3 separate regions of the Homo sapiens genome follow, and all the other regions are linked to region 1. A link is a loop called in an ENCODE intact Hi-C map of the cell type or tissue named here. Cell type or tissue: heart left ventricle. All regions are shown on one strand. Links, peaks and the distances in the headings refer to the core of each region. The heading gives the core; the rest is flanking DNA.

Region 1 (8,457 bases), core at 1,731-6,730:
TCTCAGTTGGCTCATCTAAAGGTAGATAGAATAAACAGAAGGAAGAAATTTGAATATGTAATTGGATTAGAAGATAAAGGTCAGACTATCAGGAGTAGTAAAATCAAAGTTAATGGAAAGCGTTGTCCTACCAACCTGTAGGGAGGAAAAGAAAAAGTACTTATGTCTCAGAAGCATTCATTCAACTCCAGAGGACCAAGTCCACCAGTAAGAGTCACCTTTTCAAAGGATTACATTCATACATTCAGTTTTTTTCTTACATTTCAAATTGTTGACAAATAAAACCCAAGATAATGTTGCACCTTTGAGCCCTCGGGTAATCTCTTTTTTAATGTTAGTATTTTACTTCTATGAAGAGAGTCACAAATATCTGATAAACACATTCTAAAGAAGACCATAAATATAGATAGCACTGGGGTCTCTTTACAATTTCTTAATGACTCTTCTGGACATTAGTGTGATACATCAAGAGAAAAATTCAGAGACTAAATTCAAGTTTAATGACAAAATGAGAACATTCTCAGTGGGAATTTAAAACTGAACACTGATACTCAAAGCATAAATAAACGAAAAACAATCAGAAGAAAATCTCCAAACTGCCTTCGTTATCCCCAGGTGACCTGGTAAGAACATTTTTTTCTGAGATTTGGTAATTGCTCAAAAATTGTATCCTTTTTCTCCCTACCCTACTATCTTTTAGAAAAGATGAGTCTGAACAATAAGATGTATCTTATATAAAATGCTGGGAGTTAAATATGGATTAAGTCCAATTAAGACCTCTTAAAAAACCACCAACACTTTTGAGTGACCACGACTATAAGAAGTCTTTCTTTTTCTGGTACATATTAAAAAACAAAAACAAACAAAAAAAAGGAACATTCACACAAACAGGTTAATGAAACCCAGAAGAAACAGGATGAAAGAATGACCAGCAGAGATGAAAGCTAACAGCAGCATAAAAAAGAAAACCCTCTAAAAGGTCAGAGAGTGAAGTGAGAAAAGGAAAAAAAAACAGTGTTAGTTCAAGACAGGCCAGCTGGAAGCAAATGTTTTTGGATTTTTATACTACAGACTTACAAAACAGTCCAGCCAATGCATGATGGAAGCCACTAATTTTAAAGCAAATGTATTTTGTTTAGGAGATGCTGTGAGAACCCAATGTCCAACAAAGGAAATATTTGCATTGCCAATTTGAGTATACCTAAAGTGACATCACTTAGTTTAAACCTCCCACTGTGAGGTTAAAGAAATTGACTAGAAATGTATCTGAATTAAAAATGGAGAGTTCTGAGAATACCCCATCAGTAGCATTGTGAGAAAATATTATTGACTGTTTTGAATCATCACCGAGGGAAAGGATATTTTCATTTTGTAAGAAGTTTGTAATTTTTTTTACTATGAGATGAAATCTAAGAACTATATTAGAAGCAAGCAAAATAGCTTTCACAACTTACTGAGTAAAACCTAAACAATATTTTTATGACAAAAGTATATCTATATATTATTAATAGGATTGGTTAAACCTAAAAATGAAGACCAACTCTGTTTCATAATGTTTTCTTATTTTTTTAAGGTGTCTACTTTCACAAAATTTTCAGAATTCATATATTTGGTTTTTCATCGTTCTCCAATACGGAAAACTGACTCACGTTTCAATCTTCTTAAATGTAACTTTCTTTCTTCTAGAAGATGGTCCTAATAAGAATGCTTCTTGAAATATAGACAAGAATAAGATGTTATCTTAGCTCTAACACTCAGGCAAAATCCAGCCCCTGTGAGATCCAGGATATCATCCCTCAGTCTCATATTAAAAAACAGTTCTAAATCTGGCTTGGCCTGAATCGTTGCTTTGTGTGTCTGTATCTTTTAAATTATAAGCTTTCCAGATTTTATGTAACCCAACGTGTTGCATATGAATATTGCTTTCTATTACATCTAGCATGTGTTCAACCTCAGTACTCAAATTAAATTGACCACCACCATGGATCAGTCACTCATTAACTCTGCTCATTACCTCTGCAGCACCTTCAAGGAGAGATCACTTATTCCTTCAGATTTTTTTTTCCCTGATCCAGTTCATTAGATTCCATACTACCTACAACCTACCCAATTAGGTAATTAAAGGGTGAAGTCCAGATACACGTCTGGAAACATTTCTGGGGCAACAGAGTAGAGGCTGGTGCCCTAGGGATGAGCGCCCTACACTCTCTTCTCCACTCTATGCATCCCTCTCCTTCTCCCCCACAACACCACCCCTCATACCCCATGCAAGAAATCCCAAGAGAGGAAACCTTGACCACACCCACAACAAGGGCAAGGCAACGTTTTGGTATTTTGAGACTAGCTAGGAAGGTTGATGGAACTGCAAAACATAATTAGATACATGGGAAAACATTCAGGGCAATTATTAATTAAACAGGAACTGAGTGTGAAAACCTTCAAAACAAGAGTTTTTGGAGCCTCATAAATCAAGAAATCAGGAAACTTTTCTTCCCATTGTAAAAAGTGGTTAAGTGGGCTATGTTAAGAGTCAACTTACTACATAACTAACTACTTTTATAGTATTAATACTAGATAATTTTTCTTTCCTGAGACTAAAAAACTTGTAATCTTTTCCTCTCTTATATAAAAATTATTGAAAAGGTAAGTTATCTGAAAAGGCTTTTAGGCATTTACTTTAAGGGTCCAATTATTTCTTTTTTTCTACTCTTTTCCAAGCAGAAAAGATAGATTGATTGTTGCAGAGTTTCCTAAAAGCAGATACTAAGATAGATTTTGGATCAACACCTGTGAATGGCAGCAAACAAAGATGGATTTGGCAAAGGAAAAAGAAGGATTGCCATGCAGGCCCAACAAGCCTGAACCAACCCAACTGGGAGCTCAGAAGTGTAGGATCCAACAGAGATGGCCCCTTTAGGCAGAAGTGGCTGGGCCGCTATCCCTCTCTCCATCTCAGTTAATGGAGGTGGGCTGCTCAGGCTGAGGGCGAAAGGACAGGCGTCTCTCTGCAGCTGAGGCAGACACAGAAGGCTATGAAGACTATGGGTTGCCTGATGCCTGCACCCCCCACAGCTGGCCAGCAAGCCCATCCTTGAAGCAGAATCCAGCAACACACCTTCTTGTCTACAGCAGTGGTATTAACCGACTAGACTAGGGTGCTACTTAGTTGCCTCTCTTAAAGGCACTTGCAGGCTCTGATTTATAGAGACATGTCTTTTAACAAAAAACATTTAACATTTGTAAACCAATTTTTAAAACCCAGGGAAAGTAATTCGTGGGGAGGCCTGCCTTGAGCTTGTCCGCATGTTTGTTAAGCCTAGTTTCGTCAGCCAAGGTTGGCAAGCATTTACTCTGGAAAAACTACCATCACATCTGTTCCTTACCCTAAAGCTCTGCAGCTTGCTCGGGTGTGGTGATCCCCATAGCAAATGGCAGAAATCATCTGGAGGAGTGACCATCTTTAAACATCTTCAAGAACTACAGAAACACAAACCAGAGTGATTTCTGGCTTGCTTGTCAGCCCCTGGGCACAGACCAACATGGACAAGTGCTTTCCGGTTGATTATGTAAACAAGCTCCATAGGCCCCTCTCAAACATCGCTGCCACTGCTGCCTAAGGAGAAACAACACTGCGAGGCGACATGCATAACAACCCCTCCTCAATCAAGCTGTCCCTAGGAGTTTCTTTCTTTCTCTAGCATAATCATAGTTCTCATCCAGCTACGGCAGGCACTTTGCTATGTTGCCATGGGGATTACACTGAAGATAATCACTTGTGAACATTTGCAGATCCAGACAGCCCACTAGGGCCTGATGTTGCTTTGCCCCGTCAATCTGAATATGCTCATTAAAGACTCAGCCACTTGGCTCTTGATTTTAGTCCTAATGCTGACCCTCTTCCTCACAGCCATGAGTCTTTGAACAAATCTTTTCTGAACCTGTTTCCTCAGCTGAAAATGGGGTGGGAGAATGTGTGGTTGGTACAGATGATGACTAACTCCAAAATTAATTCCAGGTGCTATGATACTGCTGCACTCATCCAAAGGGACACTTCTCTATCATGACTCAATTACCATGCAATTAAAAAAATTTCAAAGTACCTATTAAATGATGCCCAGATGCCCAGCAATAATAAAATTATATCCCAATCCAATAGCTGGGTTTTTAACAAGAGAATAATCCGTATACAACTCAGGTTGTGGGGTGGTATGAGGTTGAGATAGCCTACTTTCTTTTTAAATCAACCCAGAGTTTGCTTAAAACAAACAAGAACTTAACTTAGGTTATTTGAAAGTTCATTCAAAAAAGCAAACTCCGATGAAGAAAAACCACAATGAAACTATTCTCAGCTCTTCTTCTGAGGTGAGACTGACACCTGCTGGCCTCCTTCTCCTGTGCAGACACCCTTTGGATAGAATACACTTTTGCAAGATTCTAATCCTATTTATGCAAATGTATCTAGAATTACAGTTATTTGAAAAGAAATGCATGAGCGCATTTATACAGGAGAGGTACTAAGAGCAAGATACAATAATATTTCAGTTATATGTTTGGAGACTAGGAGGAAGGCAGTGTGATGTGGTCCCTAGCTGGCTGCAGGTTCCAATCCCAGTTCTACAACTCTCATTTGAGGATTAGGATTGAGAAAATCACAGGTCAACAATAAATACCTTTCTCTTTCTCTCTCTCTCTTAAATCTCTCTCTCTCTCTCTCTCTCTCTCACACACACACACACACACACAATGATTCAAAGATTCTTTAAGAAATTTGTTTCAAATTTTCACCATCATTTATAAAGCTCTTTAATCTGTTAGTGATAATTACGTGTTTATAGAAATCAAGGTGACAGACAATATAAGAGAAAATGAAAGAGAGAAACCAAAAATAAAGAAAATAAAGGGAGAGAGAAAAAGATGAAGATAGAGTCAGAGGTAGATATGGAAAAAGAGGCAAAACGTGAAGTGGCAGATCCAGGCATAAAGAAACAAATGCCTCAGAAGACAGAGACAGAGAAATCTTGAGTAAGGAAGCAACATAGAAGATTGTTGACTTCCCCCAAACTAAAACTACTTGATAAAGTAGAGGAAAAATGATCCAAGAGCATTTAAGTTGTTTGTTGGCTGACATTTCATTTAGCTGGCTGGTCTCCTAAGCTGCCAATTTTCTCCTTGTGACTCTGTGGTAAGAAAGATCGTGCACAGTTCCTATGGTTCCTCCACAAAGCAGCAGAACATTCTCTGTAATATTCTCTGCAATGAAGAGCACATTTCTGAGGCAACACTAAGAAGTCAAGAGTTTCATTTAAAAGGGGGCTTCTTAAAGTAAGAAGTCCCTTTGGATGTATGCAGCAGTATCATAGCACCTGGAATTTTGGAGTTAGCACTGAACACTTCATTTTCTTCTAATCGGTTTCATAGCACTGGGGTGATTATACTTGGGGAAGCAGGAGGGGTGAGATGTAAATGCAGCCAAGGCATGTATATGATGTCTAGGTGGCTCCACCCTAAATGAACCCCAGGATAGCAATAGAGAAAGCACAACATATTCAGCTGAAATTAAAAATGAATCAGAATTAATCTAGATATGCTGAAAACTAGAATGATATATGCTTCTTCTGCTATAATTTTTCTGCTTTTTGTTTGGAGTAGAAGTCAGATTTATCCTCTCTGAATCTCTGATTCATTATCCATAATGCGCGGACACCAGCAACCTACCCTATTTACCCTGAAGGATTATGAACATCAAATGAAATAATGTCTGTGAAAACACTGTAAAATTTTCCAGGACTGAAAAATTGTGGACTCATAAAAAAAAATTCTTTCTGGATAGGTGGCAGAGTAAACAGCCTTGGAGAACAGAAAGATGCTAAGCCAAAGCCATCTCCAAGCAGAAAAACCATTCCCAACAGGACCATGCCCTCCCACTAGGCATTTGGCCAAAAACTCTCAGAAGCCATGGTACGGAGGCTTAGGGACAGGGTTAGCCAATGGGAATATTAGGCACACAAAAGTTCCGTTTCTGCCTCTCAGAGTTGATTTAAACAGATGTTCTATCCATTCTTCATTTGAACAAGCTGTTATCAAGTTGGTTTCAAATTACTAGGGAAGAAAAACTGAATACACCCTTCCATCCCTCGAATTGCAGATTAGAAGTGGCTATATAGGCGCTGCTGGAGAAGAACAAAATGAAGCTTCTCCTATGAGTAGGTTCCAACCTTGGTCTTAGCTGTCACTCACCAACCCTTGGTTTTGTGTGTGTGACTCACAGAATGAGGATCCTGGGCAGGGGTGCATTTTTCCCAGGTCCCAGGCACCCCTGGCTCTCAAATGAACATTTGATTCCACAGAGTCAGACAATGACCACACAGAGGAAATGAATCACAGTCATGTCATCACTTATATGCTTTTCCAGTTATTTGGGATAATTATACTCTGACGCATGATTGAGTGAGTTCTTTAAAATTTAGAACTTTGAAAACCACATAGAATCAATTATTAATGTTATCTAGAAACAACCTCCTAATTGTGCCTAAAAAGCAAGTAGTTGGACAAAAAGACTCAGAAAAGTTCCTTCCAGAATGGTAATATTGGTTTGTTTTTATTTCCCTAGTTATATGAAAGGTGGATCTAATCATGATTTTGTGACCTTGATAGAGAAGTCCAAATAGAGCGCACATACCCCCAGAGTAGGCAAAAAGAAATGATCATAACTACAATTTATATTTATTTTTTACCTAATATTTTTAACAATTATAACATTGTGTATATTTATGAAGTGCATAATGCCAAAATGCACTTAAACAATTTAAATATTTACATGATACATAAATAAAAATTTTCATTAATATCAGTGCCCTATCCCCAAAAAACTTTGCAGAACGTGGAAATACAATGAAGTATATTCTGCCATGTAAAAAAAAGTCACATGTTGCCTGGTAGTTTGGTTGATACTAAAGGCTCGGTTCTGTCCCAAGCTAACATGTGTCATAGGCTAATATTAAAATCCTTTAACTTTTATCCTAAGTGCAACCAGTAAAATAGTGAAAATCCATTAATGTAATCAATTACAACTGATATAGTTTGGATGTTAGTCCCTCCAAATTTCATTGAAATGTGACCCCCAGTGTTGGAGGGTGGGCCTGGTGGGAAGTGTTTGGGTCACGAGGGTGGAGCCCTCAGGAATTCCCTGTGAAACTGAGTTCTTGATCTATTAGTTCATGTGAGAGCTGGTTGTTTAAAGAGTCTGGTGCCTCCCTCCCCTCTCTCTTGCTTCCTTTTTCAACATGTGACATACCTGCCTTCCCTTCACCTTCCACCATGACTGGAAGCTTCCAGGGGCCTCCACAGAAGCCAAGCAGTTGCTGGTGCCATGCTTATACAGCCTGCAGAACTGTGAGCCAAACAAGCCTCTTTTCTTTTTAAATTACCCAGCCTCAGGTATTTCTGTATAGCAAGGCAAAACAGACTAATAAAACAACTAAAGCAGAAGTAACGGAGACTGGTCTAGTGGCATTACAGATATCATTGTATAACACCCATGTAACCTACACACAAAGCCATGAAAGTACTAATGTCAATCATAGGTATTATCTTTATATTTCTCAATAGAAGTGTGTCATAACATTGTAGCCATGTAAAGCTAACTGGGAATTGAGCTTTTCTTCAATCCAAAGACTGGGAAATTAAACTTGATCTTCAAAATGGCAGTTAAGGGCATAAGAAGCTAACATGACAACCACGTCCTTGTCAAAAAGTGCATACCTTTATATTGACCTCATCTGACAAATGTCAGGAATTGCAGACAGAAAAGATGGTACAACACTGGCTTAAATATAGCATCAAGGAGCCATCTATGCCTGTATATGTGTAACTTACTGTGATTACGTGATTCACTTTCCAGAATGAGGCACACTTCAAAGTTGACTCATCGGCAAAATCAGGTGAGCCAGGTTCTAAGACAGTGCTTTCCTAGGAAGCAAAAATTAATTTATCAAGCTCCTCTTATTTTATTATGTCTGGCCTTGAATTTTAAATAAATAGAAATGATCTACATGGTCTTCCATTCACCTCATTCTGACAGAATCCAACCCCCAAAGCTATGGAGATGTTGACTTCCTCCTGATTCAATGAATAAAATTGGGATGACAGAATCCCTTGGGCATGACTTTCTCTGTAAGTGCTGCTAAAGAGGGCGGTAAATTCCACTCCTCAGCTACTGCCAAGGACCAAAGCAAACAGCAAATGCACTCCAGAGGTCAATTGCAAGAGGTTTTCAAAATTGTTCCTTTATTAATACACAACTGATTGATCAAGGACATGGACAATAAGTTATTGCTACTTATCAACCTAATGGCCTAACACTCTTACTTACCCTGGTTTGTGGTTGGCAGAAAAGTAGATCCTTTATTGGCCTCAGTGAGTCCTCAGCTTGCTTTCTTCCCTACATTCTGCCCCTCA
Region 2 (8,112 bases), core at 1,593-6,592, 330 kb before region 1:
ATGTCTGGAGCTCCTCAGAGTGAGTTAATTAATTGGTTACACACAGCATCTTGACCAAAAAAACAAAACAAAACAAAGCCAAAACTAATGACTGTTGAAATTACGGCAGTTTTGTGACTTTAACAGCATTTAAAGCAATATTAGGCAAATAATATATTTGGAGAATGAAATAGTTTATCTTCTCGAATTGAGAAAAGAAAATAATACATTGTCTATAATTTGTTTTAAAATAATTCATCATAGTATATTACAAGTATCTGTGCTGGTCTAAACTTCACTTCTTGAACTGCAAAAAGATGATGATATGTTGTCTATAATTTATTTTAAAATAGTTCATCACAGTGTATTATAAGTATCTATGCTGGTCAAAACTTCACTTCTTGAATTGCAAAAAGATAATGACATGTTGTCTATAATTTATTTTAAAATAGTTCACCACAGTGTATTATAAATATCTGTGCTGGTCTAAACTTCACTAAAGTAAAGGCAGTTGCTTGCTCTAATCAGGAATCCACCCCCCAGGGTTGTTCAGTGGCATTCACTCTGAAAGACCAGGCTTTGGAGAAACGGCTGCAAGTGCTTCCATTACCCATATTTTGATCAACCCTAGATTATTAGTATAATAAATGTCAGAAATGGGTTTTATTGTTAAAATTCATGACTTGTTAATCAGCATAATTGTGATAAATAATTGGCTCCCATTGGTTAAATTATAATTTTTTTACTTATGAGGATTACCTAAAATATTTCAAAGTCACATACCACCCTTGTATCCCATAGCTTAGATGTATCTCTTAAACTCAAAAGCACCTGTACTCTTAGACTTGGCTCTCTAGGACTGATATTTGTCCTGTGTACTGTGTCCAGCCAAGTAGAAAGGAGGAATTGTCATTCTCTGATAGCCACTGTATAGGTAACAGAGTTCTACCTCTGTAATATTATCACATGTGCCTCCAATAAATCTTTCATGCAACGTAGATGTGGGAACACGTAAAAGGACAGGAACTGGAGATTTCATGAAGCTTATAGACGTTGTATGAATTGGTTTGTGTCATATTTTTGTAACTGTCAGTATACGTGGCAAAGTATGGACTGTGATTTACCTTCATTGTAATATAGTTAAGGAGGCTGTGAAGAAGTAAATAACCCTCTTCGAATTCAAACATGTCAGTGACTCACATACATTTTTTACCAATGTGAACATATTGTGCATAATCAAATCAACTTAGGTCTGTTCACAGCAGATGGTCTACTAGACTTTCTCCTTAAAATCCTCTATACCAAAAGGTTATGTCTAGAAAATCCACTCGAGCTCTGTTTTCAACTCTGTCACTGGTTCTCCATATCTGACATTTGAATTTTTTTACTTTTTTTTTTTTACTTTGACAGGGTCTTATTCTGTCATCCAGGCTAGAGTGCATTGGTGGAATGATAGCTCACAGAAGCCTCAAACTCCTGGGCTTAAGGGATCCTCCTGCCTCAGCCTCCCATGTAGATGGGACTACAGTGTATGCCACCATGACTGGCTAATTTTTATTTTTTTTATTGTTGTTGGTGGGGATGAGGTCTTATTGTACTGCTAGGCTGGTCTTAAACTCTTGGCCGTCAAGAGATACTCCCACCTTGACCTCCAAAGTGCTGGGATTACAGGTGTGAGCCACCACACCCAGCCTGACATTTGAAATCCTTTACTGGAAGTTACCATCAGATATGGCAAAGAAAATACAGAAAGAAGATATTTACCAATATGCTTTACTTCCAGTTTGTACAAAATGGATATATTTACTTTTTTAATCCTGAAGATAATGTACATAGTTTTAAATCCTTGATTTAAAGAGCTCTTAGAACAGGCACAATAAGAGGAACTGAACAATACCCATGTAACTAAATCTCTGAAAAATATATTTAATAGATCAGTGAGTGATCATAGAATCTCAGAGGAAAGTTGCTTTATGCATGCAACCAATAGCATAAATAATATACATTGTATTTTTATCTTAACTAATTTTGCACATTTTTTCAATATTGTGTAGTACTATTTTCAAGTAGCTGCTTTCAAAAGCAAGATAAAACAAAAGAAAAAAAATTATCTGTATGGGAGCATTTATAGTCTAATGTGAACTTTTTGCTACAAAGTAAAATGATTAATTCCTTCCTTTCATAGTGAATGGAGTAAAAACTATACCTGGAACATAAATTCTACATAAACTATGACCCTAAATTAAAGTCTTAGCAAAATTCTACCTCTCAAGCAAAAATGGATATTGAAGAAGTAGCAACTACTTTTTTTGTATGCACTGTATGCCTCAAATAAGAAAATCTCAAGTACATTTCAGCACATTAAAAAATTACAACTCATACTTTTAAACTGAGACTCAAAAAAATATTAAATTGATATAATAACTAATCAAAAGGCAGACATCCAAATAGCCACTGTGTTTTTAGGTGATTCCGCATTCTTAATTTTTGGCAGAGATTGCTGGTTATTCCCAATATCATTCTCTACTCTTTTTTTTTGTAACAGAACCCCATTCATAGCTAGACACATTACCACACAGCTAAGAAAAACCTCTCTTTGATGGTTGGTATGTCCATGTGACTATATTCTGGCCAAAGAAATAAAACAGAGGTGCTCATCTGTGCTTTAGAATGTCTTCTCAAAATGTGGAAACTCTAACCTTCTTTTCCATTTATTTTAAATGGGACTCAAATATCACTTTTGGATCATGAAGAGCCAAAGCAGCTCATGACTACAAGGGCCATTTTCTAAGAATGGTGAAGCAGAAGGCTGCATGGAGCCTCGTGGCTAATGACAAAGTGAATCCAGGCAAAATATCTTATGTGTTAAAAATACGTATTTTAGTTAGGGTTGTCACCAATCTGACATGTTCTTATATGGTACATAGTTTTTATCAAATAAACATTTAACCATTTTAATATACTCAACTTTCCTGGGTGATACTCTTGTCCACATGTGGCATACAAGTCACACGATGCTTCTTAATTGTTTCGCATACCTAAGTCTCCTTACCCATGTAGATCCTAAGTTTCTCGAGGCCTGGGACTTTATAATACCCTTTTCTTATGACCCTCAATGCTTACCACAATCATGGATATATAAAAAGTTTTAAATACTATCGATTACTCCTGTTGATATTCCAACATCCAAAATAATATAGAAATTGCACATTTAAACTATAAACAATAATACTTTGATATTTTCTAAATATCTTTTAAAACTATGTATGAAAAAGTATGCTTATGAAAATATTTTATTATTTTAAATCATATGAGTAAATTATTATTTAATTTAACAAATACAAAATTTGAAATAAAATTTAAATCCTCTAAATATCAATTAATCCAAATTCAAACAATATTTACTAGGCCTCCCACTTCATGGCACCATAATTAGTACGTGATAAGTAAATCACCGTGTTTACTCTTAAGAAGCTGCTGTATAATTAAAATAAAGTAATATTCTATTAAACAACATAGAATTAAATAATGAATGAGTTAATACCTGAAAAGTGCTTAGAACAGTTGTTGGCTCCATAGTAAGTATTCAATAAATCTTAGCTTGTAAGGAGGAGGAAGAGTATGTTCAGTAAGACAAGAGAAAACATGCTACTCAGGGTATTACAGAAGGGTCTGTTAAGTAAATATGTACTATGTGCAGGTTCTGTGAGGGGTGAATTTCCCTTGTCTGCCCAATCTTGTCACTATTAGAAACTATATTTAAATAACAGGAATACGATCCCTAACTAATCCTGGGCACAGGGCTCCTTATGATGCCTTATGTATTCTCATCATGTTACTAATACATATTAACTTCACCTATTATTTTAAGGATCATACCAACATGACAAAATAGAGAAGTTCAAAAAAATACATGTTTAAGATGCTAATTTTAAACGTGTATTTTCTATTAAACATGTATTTTCTATTTTTAAACATGTATTTTCTATTTTTCGATGAAAATACACCTTCCATTTTCAAAGAAATTACCTTCTTTCAATCCCAAAATACCTGCAATAGTAATGGCCCAAGGGTGCATGTACAGCTGTGCAAGTTGTATATGGAGCAAAAATGAGGAGTTCCACTTACAGAAACTACAGACATACTGACCCCGGCAGAGATGAGAGAAGTGGGTCAGAGAGAAAATAGCAAGGGGTAAGGGATATGGGAAAATGGAAAATACATGTTACCAAAAGGTGGCATCCACCACTCATCTCTCTCACTAATGAAAATCTCATGCAAGACCTTGCACGCAGAATTGTCAGATTTTTCAATTTTTCAAGAGTAGCTAAACATCTGGATTTTTAAATAAAAAATCCTGGTTTTTAAATATTTCTGATTCATATTAATGCTATTTTCTGTTGGCTTTATTTTTTTCTATGTAGATTGCCACATTATCTACAAATAATAAGAGTTTTACTTTATTCTCTTCAGACTGTTTTACTTCATTTTTTCTCTTAAAGCATAACAAATATCTCCCTGTTAAATGTAGCAAAAACGGTAGAAACCCATGTTTTATTACTAGTCTTAAAGGGAACTTATCTACATTTCTCCATTATGTATGATGTTTACTTTGGAGTTCTGGTGTAGACAGCTTTACTGTGATAAATAAATACATTTTTGTTTCTAATAACAGAATTGAGAAAAATTGCCAGTAGGATATGAGCTCTCATGAATAAATAGCATTTATTCATAACAACAGCCAACCAACTATAAAATATATTTTAAAAATATATAATACAGTGCTTGAGCTCTGAAGTTTGAAACAGCCTGGGAAACAAGGAAAAACCCCATCTCTACTAAAAATGCAAAAAAATAGCCAGGCATGGTGGTAGGCACCTGTAGTCCCAGCTACTTGGAAGTTTAAAGTGGGAGAATCACTTGAGCCCGGGGAAGGTCGAGGCTGCAGTGAGCCATGATGGCGCCACTGTACTTCAGCCTGGGTGACAGAGCAAGACCCTGTCAAAAACAAAAAACAAAAAACAAACAAAAAAAAAGCAATACAAAATAAATATCCAGGAATAAACAAGAGTATTATAAGGCCACTATGGAGTAAAGTGTTAAATCTATTTAAGGATATTTTTAAAAATCAGAGTAAGTGGAGAAATATCCTATACTCTTTGATGAGATGTCATCACATTACAGAGTTCAGCTATCTTCAAATAAGTCTATAAATTTTATGCAATTCTATTCAAAATTCTAGCTGAAGTTTTTTGAGGAACTAAAAAAACTTATTCAAAAACTGTTTATGGAAGATTAATGTCTACATGACCTAAGTCATCTTCAAAAAAGGGGGGTGAATAAGCTGACTTGCTGTACCTGATATTAAGTTGCATTACAAGGCTGTGGATAGGAAAAAGTAAGTCACAGGAAGAAGAAAGCCAATCATTAATGAGCATATGAAGAGAAGCTCAAACCCACTAGAAATTAGAGAAATGCAAATTAAAATGACAATGAGAAATCACGTTTTACTGATTATATAAGTAAAGGTTACCTCTCTGGATAATACTAATTGTTAGAGACGTGTCCCCGTATAGTACTAGGGGAACATAAACTAATGCAGCTACTTCTGAGAGCCATCTGGCAAGACTTAGATTAAATGCATACCTGGGACCCAGCAATTCAAGTCTTGCCATATCATGCAAGTCAGTAAGAAGGCATGCATGAGGCTGTCCATCATGGACTTCTTTATGATAGCAAAGAGCTGTAGACAACTTAGGTGTCCACCCACCATGGAGGGAACAGGGAGTTAGATGAGATGAAGGGACATCACAGAGAATGAAGCATCAGTCAGAAGCCACAGACTAGTCATACTAGTCCACGGAGACATGGAGAGAGTCTTAAAACATGTTGCTGTCTGAGAAAATCAAGAAACAGAATGAGGTCTGTAGCATAATATGGTCTATATAAATTAATAATTCAAGCACACAAAACAAGACCACATGCTGTTAAAGGGTATATAAAAATGTTTTAAAAGGAGGTTACCATTGGAGAAAGATGGGAATGGCTCATAAAAATGAAAGGAAAGGAAAGGAATAGAAAGGAAAGGGAGAGGGAGAAGGAGAGGGAGAGAAAGGAAAGAAGAGAAAGAGAGAGAAAAAAAGAAAGAAAGAGGGAAAGTGGGAGAGAGAAAGAGAAAGAGGGAGAGAAATAGAGAGAGAAAAAAAGAAAGAGAAAGAAAGAGCGAGAGAAAGAGAGAGAGAAAAAAGAAAGAGAAAGAAAGAGGGAGAGAAAGAGAGAGAGAAAAAAGAAAGAGAAAGAAAGGGAGAGAAAGAGAGAGAAAAAAGAAAGAGAAGAGGGAGAGAAAGAGAGAAAAAAGAAAGAGGGAGAGAAAGAGAGAGAGAAAAAAGAAGAAAGAAAGAGGGAGAGAAAGAGAGAAAAAGAAAGAGAAAGAAAGAGAGGGAGGAAGGAAGGAAGGGGAGAGAGACAGAGAGAGAGAAAGAAAAGAAAGAAAGAAGAGAAGAAAGAGAGAGGGAGGGAAGGAGGAAGGAAGGGGAGAGAGACAGAGAGAGAAAGAAAGAAAAGAAAGAAAGAGAAAGAAAGAAGAAAAGAAAGAAAGAGAGGGAGGGAGAAAGGAGGGAGAGAGAGACAGAAAGAGAGAAAGAAGGAAGGAAGGAAAGAAAAACAAAACAGAGGAAGGAAGAAAGGAAGGAAAGTCTAGGAGCAGTGATTCATTCCTGTAATCCTAGCACTTTGGGAGGTCAAGGTGGGAGGATAGCTTGAGGCCAGGAGTTTTAAGACGAGCCTAGGCAACATAGCAAGACCCCACATTTACAAAAAATAAAATAAAATTAGCTGGGTGTGGAGGCACACACCTGTAGTCCTGGCTACTCAGGAGGCTGAGGGAGGAGGATTGTTTGAGCTCAGGAGTTAGAGGCTGCAGTGAGCCATGATCCTGCCACTGCACTCCAGTCTGGGTGACAGAGCAAGACTCACACACACACACACACACACACACACACACGGAAAAAAAAGGAAGGAAAAAAGAAAGGGAGAGAAGGATGGAGGTGTGGAGGGAGGGAAGAAGGGAAAGCTGTTTATTGGTAAAATGTAAAGACCGAGGATAAATAACAATTATGTGGAAAATTTAAAATAATACGTATGTAGACACATAAAGAGACATTTCCTCAATTTTACAAACAAGATGACATTATTGAGAATGATGGCTATGGCATCTGGATTTTTTTTTTTTTTTTGACACAGTCTTGCTCTGACTCTTTAAATGACATCTGGATTTTGAAATAAGGATTCCAAGCCCCTAGTTTACCCTAAAATGTCTTCTAACTGGGATTTCTAGTCACCATCACCCATTTATGGTAGTGTGACAGAGAAGTCTGATTAACCCTGAAGTTCTGTTGAGGAGATTTAATACAATGAGAGACAGAAAAATAAAGCCTCATCTATGCTCAAAATCCATAGTCATTCTCCTCCAATTAGATAAATATAATAAATACCATCATCCTCTTTATATTGTATTTATCCATTTAACCTTAGACTTTTTCAACCAGTCTATATGAAGCCTTCCTTTCTTTTTAATAATTGTAAAAGTCCCAGACTGGAAAAACAAATGAAGCAAAACAAAAATACACGTGAAGAATACATTTGGTATTACTTAGGCAGAGCGGGTGACTGACTTTATCTTATTTTGTCCTGGTTTTAATAGCATTACTAATACCACAGTTTCTAATGCTAGTGCATCCATTAGCCCTTTTAAATAACAACTAAAATCTACGGATAGGAAATCTTGCGACTTTCTTGAGACTCTCTAAGAGGCTGCACACAAAAAGGCTTGAGAAACCTGATGTCAATAAAAAGAAGAGAGAGAGAGAACAGAAGAAAGAGTTTAAAGTAATCCTTATACAAGTTGAGTGAGTGTTCAAAACTCACTGATCAGGATTCCGATCAGCACGCAGGACTGTCAGATCAGAACTTTCCTGAAGGTGCTTGTATTACACAGGAACCCCACATCCAAACCAAAGCACTTTAACAATCCAAAGAAATGTATTTTCTCAATCACAATAATCATTTTCATTTCATTGAAAGAAGGAAAAAAAGAAAGAAGAAAAAGAGAGAACGTTTGTCAGATCTTGTTGT
Region 3 (8,112 bases), core at 1,593-6,592, 710 kb before region 1:
GCCTAACAAGTTATACTTTTAAATAAAGAGAGTACTCTCCCTAAAAGATATTCTGGTGTCAAGGACAAAATTACCTACCTTTCCCCATCTATAAGATTTAAAAATTACACTTCATTCAGGTAATTTTTTAGGTGTTTTTTAAATATAGTATACTTTCTCATATTTAATCCATAGAGCATGCATGCTCATCTTTCAGCTTCAAAAGCAGAAACCATGATTCTTAGGATCACTAAAAGGAAAGTAACACTTCTTTTCTCCTATTAAAATGCTTAAAAATTATATTTTACTTTGGAATAATTTTAATTAACAGAAAAGCTGCAGCGATGTTAGAGTTCATATATACTCTTTGACTGGCTTCTTTTAATGCTAACGTCTCGCCTGGCCATGGCATATTTGTCAAAACTAAGAAAGCAACATTATTACAATATATTAACTAAACGAGACCAGCCTGACCAACATGGTGAAACCCTGTCTCTACTAAAAACACAAAAATTAGCTGGGCATGGTGGGGCGCGCCTATAATCCCAGCTACTCAGGAGGCTGAGGCAGAAGAATCGCTTGAACCCAGGAGGGGGAGGTTGCAGTGAGCCGAGATCATGCCATTGCACTCCAGCCTGGGTGACAGAGTGAGACTCTGTCTCAAAACAACAACAACAAAAACAGATTTTAATTGGATTATATCTATTTTTTTCCACTCATATCTTTGATCTGTTCCAGGATCCAATCCAGGATACCACATTGCTTTTAGAGAGTTATTTTTAAGGAAGTAGCTGACTCATGAAAGCTACATCAGCATAGGATTTTTAAAATGAAGTTAATCATTATTTCTGCCTTATGACGGAAATGATTTTCACCAGCACTCATGTGTAGCATTGACAATATTAGGGTGTGTGGTTACTCTGAGATAATGACCCCTCCCTTCTCTCAGGTGCAATGATTCTGGGCAGGCAACAGCATCACCCTTCCTCTGAGCAAATTATTTAGTTAAGCCACACATCAGCCCTCAAGTAGTTACAGGCTTTACGGTAAAGAATTTTGAATTATGTATCATAGCTTAGAAGATAAATATTATGTGAGATCTAATTCTCACATAAGTCATAATAACTTGATATTCTTTTTAAAAACATACTTCAAGAGCAGATCTTTTGTTTTCTGAATACTGGATACAAAATTTGGCATATGGCTTAAAATATATATATTATTAAGGCAATATATCATGTTAAAGCCTTTATGTTATGCATTATGTGCCTGGTGTCAAATTAGCCAGAATTCAAAGTGAAACAAAACAAAACTTTCTTCTAAAAACCTGGAAAACAAAACAAAACAAAGCCAGTTCTGTAGTTAGAAACACTTGTAAAGCGTTTGGTTAAAATATGAACCTACTCAAAGATCTAATATATTAATGTAAACAATATACCTAAAAAAGTAAATATAGTTTGCTGTGTTTTCCTAACATAAATTGACCAGAGAACTGTTTTTCTATAATCACACCTATTAACTTCTCACAGAAATAAAACTTGAGAAATGTTGGACAATATATTTACTTATTGACTCCAAATTGAACAGAAATTTAGAATTGTGTTAGTTCAAACTTCTACTACTATAGGATTCTTTCACAGGAGTTTAATCAGCTTCTGCTTTTAAAGGCACGTAGACACATGCCCTTCCACAGCTAAAAAGTTCTCATTAGAAGAAAGAAAGCATGTTTTTTATTATGTGCCTGAATTAACCTTCTTTTAACATTCTTCAATCATTCCAAAGTCACTCCTCTAAGGAAACGTAGAACCTTTCACATAATGGCAACTCAAGACTTTATTTGAGGTTGATACTTTGAGAATTTATAATAATTTTTTCCTGGGCTGATAGCAAAACCTCTAGTGCTGCTGAATGTGGCTTTAGTCACATGCTTGCTTGCTTTTTTGGAAGATTTTTTTTTAAGAGGGTGGAATGATGAAGTAAGGACGCCCTAAGCATGAGAATGTAGGCAGGTATAGCAGGTTTGACAGCTGTCTCACTCATTCTGAGTTGAGCAAAGGAAATTCCTACCCTGCCCACGTCTGATAGAATCACAGCTTTGGGGAGACAGTTCAGAGGTCTTTTTGTCTTTGAAAAAAGTCCCCTGCTATTCACTGAGGGGAAACCCACAGCAAAATGCTGATACTCTGTCTCAGCAGAATAATCATCTGCCTCGGGGAATCCTAGAGGGAGATTCAAAAGCTGTGATGGCATAGCATTTTAAGAACATATTTGACTAAAAGAAAGAATTTCCTTACTTATCATGGACTCTGAATACTTTCTGAATATCTTTCTGAGGCTGAAATATTTATTTTTATTTTTCACTTTGATAATATTTCAAAGATTCCCTTGAAAATTAAAATCTCAGTGCCAATCTCACTTTAGAATCATTTTTTCTCTACAATATGATGAAATCATAAATTAGAAAAAAAATACAATGCGCATATAGATATGTGTGTCATATAAGCAGATGTGGATGAAAGTGCTATTTATTTAGAATCTATACAACTTTGGCAACATCTACAAATGCCTAAGAGAGAAAATCTGAGGTTACAATCATGGTATTATGTTTCTAGAGATACTGTAAAGTTAAGCACTGGATTGTGTGACTCTGAAGAAGCGGTAGGGAGACATAAGAACAGCAAGATCTAGAGCCCAAAACGGTGGGAAGTCTGTATCATCCATCCACAATCACTCCCTCGATAAGGCAAAACAGACAGGAACGACTTCCTCTACCTGCCACACTCCAACCCGCTCAGGCTCTCTGTTTTCTTTTCTAACTTCTTCTTCCAAATTTCCCTTGATATTTATTGTAACTGTTTCATTTTATAAAAATTTCAGTTGGGTGCAAACAAGGAGAAGCCACATGTAATAATCTGCCCCATGCCCACACCTGTGTAGAAAGAGGAACTGTCAGTCTCTGGAAGCTAGGGATAATTGAAGAACCAATAGGTCACAGTCTTAGCTGGCTGCTCAGCTCACCTTTGCAAGACTTTCCTGGGTCCTCCAGGACTCCTTGTCCAATTTTATTCTTCATTTGGTTGCTCTAAACCCTTATCTATTCCTAAAATCTTATACCTTACATCCACCCACTTACCAGAGAAGCTGACTGAACATTTTAACAACAATAAAAAAAAAAAAACTCACAAAGACTATTAGTAGTAGTTTCTGTCTGTGTCCCTTTTTCCTATCTCCACACACCTATATCCATAGTCATTCTTTTCTCTCCAAAGGACATGGATATCCCTCTTTTATGGGAATATTCCTCTGGTTGTCCCATAGAACCTTTGGCCATTATTTGTCTTCCACTCCCTCCATGACCTCGTGTCCCTAAAATTTTATTATTTCTCCATTGAAGCTTTCTTCTAAAGTTTGCTCTATCCTAAAGTGAAAAAAAATTTTCCCTCAACATTGCTTCTCTCTCTAAACCACTATCCTGTCTCTTTCTGCCGTTTTAAAAGTGTACCCTCATCATTCTGTTTTCATTGTTTTCAACATCTGCTTGCTCCCTTCCCACTGCAATTTGGCTTGCATTGTCAACACTTCACGAAATCTGCTCTCTCCAAAACGCCAATGCCCTCTAATGGTCAAATTCAATAGAGTCTACTTTTACCCACATTTCAGAGCAATTGACAGATGAGAACATTTATTTCTTGAAAAGCCATTTCTTTTTTGTTGTCCAAAAAACTGCTCTCAAATATTTCCCCTTTCAATCTACCTGTGGACTTCTCAGATTCTACTACCAGCTCTGGCCTTATGGACTTTAATTTGTGGATTCCCTATGGCTGATTTTATTTTTACATTCACAACATATCCTTGATAAGTGAGCTCATGTACTCCTATGCAGTAGTTAGCAATGTTCATCTGCAAGGAAAAAGACCTAACAAAGTTCAGGAGCTTGGCTAAGTAGGGGTTTACTTCTTCTCATGCAACAAGACTAAATCAGATAGGTAGTTGCTGGTGTTCCTTAGAGATCTGAGGTGTCAAAGTGAATTTCTCTCCTTTAGCCAAGATGACTGGTGCATGTTGGCCACCCCTTCCACAGTCCAGGCAAAAAGATGTATAAATAAGCCAAAGTGGAAAAGAGGATAGAGCCTTAAATATGACAGCAGACTTTCTCAAAAATCCCCATTAGAGTTCTATTTATGTTTCATTGACCATAATTGTGTTGCTGGCCACATCTAGATGCAAGGGAGTTTGGGAAAGTGACATTGCAAAAATGATGTGGAAATGTATATGGAGTTAATCAACCTAGAGTATATTTAATAACTTCACCATCCTTAAGAATGCAATAGAAATGATACTGGCTGTGTAAAACATTACTTGATCCCTTATGTGAAAAAACTTAGCACTCTGTCGCCCAAGCTGGAATGGAGTGGTGTGATCTTCGCTCACAGAAACCTCTGTCTCCTGGGTGCAAGCGATTCTCCTGCCTCAGCCTCCTGAATAGCTGGTATTACAGGCACCCCCCACCATGCCTGGCTAATTTTTGTATTTTTAGTAGAGATGGGGTTTCACCATGTTGGAAATCTCTTAGCACTTTGGGTATATTTCTTTTAGAGCATGTATTATATTGCTGTAGTTTTTGTTCTTTGTCTATCATCATGGCCCTTACTCTCAACCTCCCAATCAGATTATAATCTCTTTGATTGCAAACAAATCAGTAGATTTGTGACTTATCAGTGCCTAGTACAATAAAAAGTATATCTGTAATTTATATATTATATATATAATTTTTAAAGTAAAATTGAATATTCAATGACAAATATCTAAATTCTAATTATAGTTATTGATCTTAATTATTACTATCTTGATTATTCTGATGTAGATAATATTTTAACTTGAAACTGAAGCAAAGCATAAATCATTTAATACTTTACTACTGGCCCTTCTTAACTCTCAATTTAGTGTTAGTGTAATATTTCAGCAAGCTCAGGTTTATGTCTTTTTTAATGTTCATTTTGTGTTTGACTTCCCTTTTCTCATCACAGCTGCTTTTGTCTTTTTGATCCACTTACTATTTGGAGCCTACAGCAATTGTACAATAAATCAGGCACCTACTTTCTATGATACAAGAACTATACTATCTACTGCTTCTTTGTGCCTTTCTGTTTGATGGGAATATGTGTTACTGAATGTTTTTGTTACACTTAGATGTTTGGAGACTCTTTATGGAGGGAACTAGAAACGAATGAGGGTTTCTAGAAAGAGGAAGAGGAAGTAGGGAAAAGAAGAAAATACTTTTTGACCAGAAATTTGCAAAGCTGACAGTCTTTTCAATTATATTTTCCATTTAACTTATATTTTTATATTCAGCCTACCAAATATGTTCCTTTCCAGCATTGTCATGATGATGACGTCAAATGTCACGTAATGACTTCTAGTATTTTTGCTTAATGACTTCTAGTATTTTTACTCATGTTTCACTGTTTTAGTATCAATATGGTTTGAAAGTGAAGTGTCAGGTGCTCTTTTTATATTTCCAACTCTCTGTTTAGAATTATGTCAATTTAATGTCTTATTTAGGAATAGCCTTTGCTTTTTTTTTAAATATTAGCTGGAATATTGTTGAAATAAATGATCGTTGAATTATTCATTTAAAAATATTGGTAAAGCTTGAAATGTTCTTGTTTTTAAAGAAATAAAAGAACTAGTATAGTGTCAAAAAGTTTTGTGAGGAGCGTGTTAAGAAATCATTTTTCAACCATATATACTACCATAGCAATATAGAATTTGTTACGTGAAAACTATTCATATAGGTTTCTAGCGTTGAAGTAAAATTAAAATAAAGACCAGGCCTGAAAAATTCCTGAGCAAACAAAACTAACTAGGCATTAAGCAATTGCCTTAATCTTGCTTAAATGCAAACATAAGCAAAACTTGAGTCATTTCTGGTAAACACTTGTGTTAGACAAACAAACAAACAAACAAAACTTAACATTAGCCAGTCATAAGTACTCAACTAACATATGGTTATATGACTAGGGGCATTTTTATAACTGCAACCAATCAAATAATTTCTTTATTTCACTTTCATACTCACCCTATAAATATTTGTTTCTAATGCTTCATCATCAGAGCAGGAAACCTCTTTCAGTTTGGTGATTCCCAATTCATGAGTGCTATTTGCTCAAACTATAAAATTTTATTGTGCCTCAGATTTTTCTTTTGCATTAGACTATTGTATTAAATAAATAAGAAATTCACTTTTTTGGATGGTGTGAACACATACTCAGTGCAATGGTGTGATCTCAGCTCACTGCAACCTCTGCCTCCCAAGTAGCTGTGATTACAGGTGCCTGCCACCAGGCCCAGCCAATTTTTGTGTTTTTAGTAGCGGTAGGGTTTTGCCATTTTGGCCAGGCTGGTCTCAAACTGCTGACTTTAGGTGATCCACCCACCTCGGCCTCCCAAAGTGCTGGGATTAGAGACGTGAGCCACTGTGCCCAACCCCAGTGTAAGGCATTCAGATAAGCCATTTAAATAGTCTAAATTAACATTTTCAATTTTATTTAACTAGGGTTTTGCCTTCTAAAATTGTGACATTTAAGGTATTTTTTGATTGGGAAAAATTGAGATTATTATGTACTTATGATAATATAAAACAGAACCAAATATAATATCTTCAAATCATTGTAAGTTGTGCATGTAGCAGACATAACGCTGTTAGTTGTACTTAACAAGGCTCTCTAGGAGTTTAGCTATGGAGGCTACGACAGTTAGCTTTGTGTGTCAACTTGGCTAGGTGATAGTACCTAAATATTTAATATTTAATATCAGTCAAACACAAATCCAGGTGTTGCTATGAAGGTATTTTGCAGATTTGGTTAACATCAACAATGTGGGTGGGCTACATTCAATCATCTGAAAGGTTTTAAAAGCAAAAACTGAGGTTTTTTACAGGAGAAATTCGGCCTCAAGACTACTACATCAACTCCTGCCTGAGAGCTTCCAGCCACCTGGCTTGCCCTATGTATTTCATACTTGCCAGCCACCATCATTGTGTAAGCCAATTCCTTGAAATAGCTGTCTCTGTATGTATGTCTCTCTCCCTCTCTATCTATCTATATATGGACATACATACACATAGAGATAGGGAAAATAATGACTGATACAGAGGCCAAATTCAGCTTCTCTGCAAAGCCATGGCTGATATAAAGGATAAATATAAAATAATATAGAATTCTCTTTGTGAACAAGAAGTGTTGAATTTGCTCATGACCTGACGATATCCACATGAGTAAGACAGGAGCTCCTTTCCGAAATGTTTACATGGTGATCTTCTTGTCATTCAATTCTTTTTTTTTGGGGGGGTGGAGTTTTGCTTTTGTTGCCCTAGCTGGAGTGCAATGGCGTGATCTTGGTTCACTGCAACCTCCGCCTCCTGAGTTCAAGTGATTCTCCTGCCTCAGCCTCCTGAGTAGCTGGGATTATGGGCGTGTGCTACCACACCCAGCTAATTTTTTGTATTTTTTTTTTTTTTTTTTTTAGTAGAAATGGGGTTTCACCATGTTAGCCAGCCTGGTCTCGAACTCCTGACCTCAGCTGATCCACCCACCCCAGCCTCCCAAAATGCTGGGATTGCAGGTGTGAGCCACCGCACCAGGCCACTGAATTATTTGCTCAAATATCACCTCCTTACCAAGGTCCTTTCAAATTACCTTCCATAAATATGCCCTACATACCAGTTGTTCTCTATCCCATTACTTTGTTGTATTTTCTTCATAAGACCTATCTGAAATGTTATCAAAAGAGAAAGAAAAACAACACTGTAGCTTGTATTTAATCCCCTTCTCTCTTATTGCCTCACCACAGCGCCTGGATAATAGATACAATTAGCCTTCAGTATCTGTGGTTCCACACTTCCAGATTCAACTAAACGTAAATTGCAAATAATAAAAAATAATAACAATACAACAAAAAATAATAAAAGTACATATACAACCAAACTCCTGTTGAAATTTTAAAAATAGCATTTACATTGTATTAGATATTACAAATACTCTATATATTATTTAAAGTATACAACAAGATGTGTATAGGTTATATGCAAATACACCATTTATATATAAGGAACTTATGTATTTATATTAAATA

Evidence for each region. Hi-C counts contacts between places; a loop is a spot of excess contacts. Peaks named below come from ENCODE experiments on the same cell type or tissue, not always from the same donor. Only the 100,000 strongest peaks of a DNase experiment are listed, where the experiment ranks them.
Region 2: a loop joins it to region 1, with 5 times the contacts of the local background. A loop is called at or near these places in 2 of 110 quality-filtered maps.
Region 3: it touches region 1 in a loop (8-fold over the local background); 11 of 110 quality-filtered maps call a loop at or near these places.

Annotation. Positions count from the first base shown.
Region 1 is chr6:53,982,269-53,990,725 of GRCh38, reverse strand. It overlaps LOC101927189 (a long non-coding RNA gene), which reads right to left. Exons shown (of 4, transcript NR_125842.1): 2 at 7,876-7,968. Among named protein-coding and RNA genes, the nearest start is that of MLIP-IT1, 12 kb to the left of the region's middle. RefSeq lists an enhancer at 5,900-7,099. In heart left ventricle, for the core only: a CTCF peak has its summit at 4,390 (motif pointing left); a DNase peak (open chromatin) is centred at 3,045; H3K27ac peaks cover 934 bases.
Region 2 is chr6:54,308,947-54,317,058 of GRCh38, reverse strand. All of the region lies in intron 1 of TINAG (tubulointerstitial nephritis antigen), which reads right to left. Among named protein-coding and RNA genes, the nearest start is that of TINAG, 4.6 kb to the right of the region's middle. In heart left ventricle, for the core only: a CTCF peak has its summit at 4,205 (motif pointing right); no DNase peak of the experiment used is centred there.
Region 3 is chr6:54,693,101-54,701,212 of GRCh38, reverse strand. The region is part of intron 1 of LOC107986606 (a long non-coding RNA gene); the gene reads left to right. Among named protein-coding and RNA genes, the nearest start is that of FAM83B, 150 kb to the left of the region's middle. In heart left ventricle, for the core only: no CTCF peak of the experiment used is centred there; no DNase peak of the experiment used is centred there.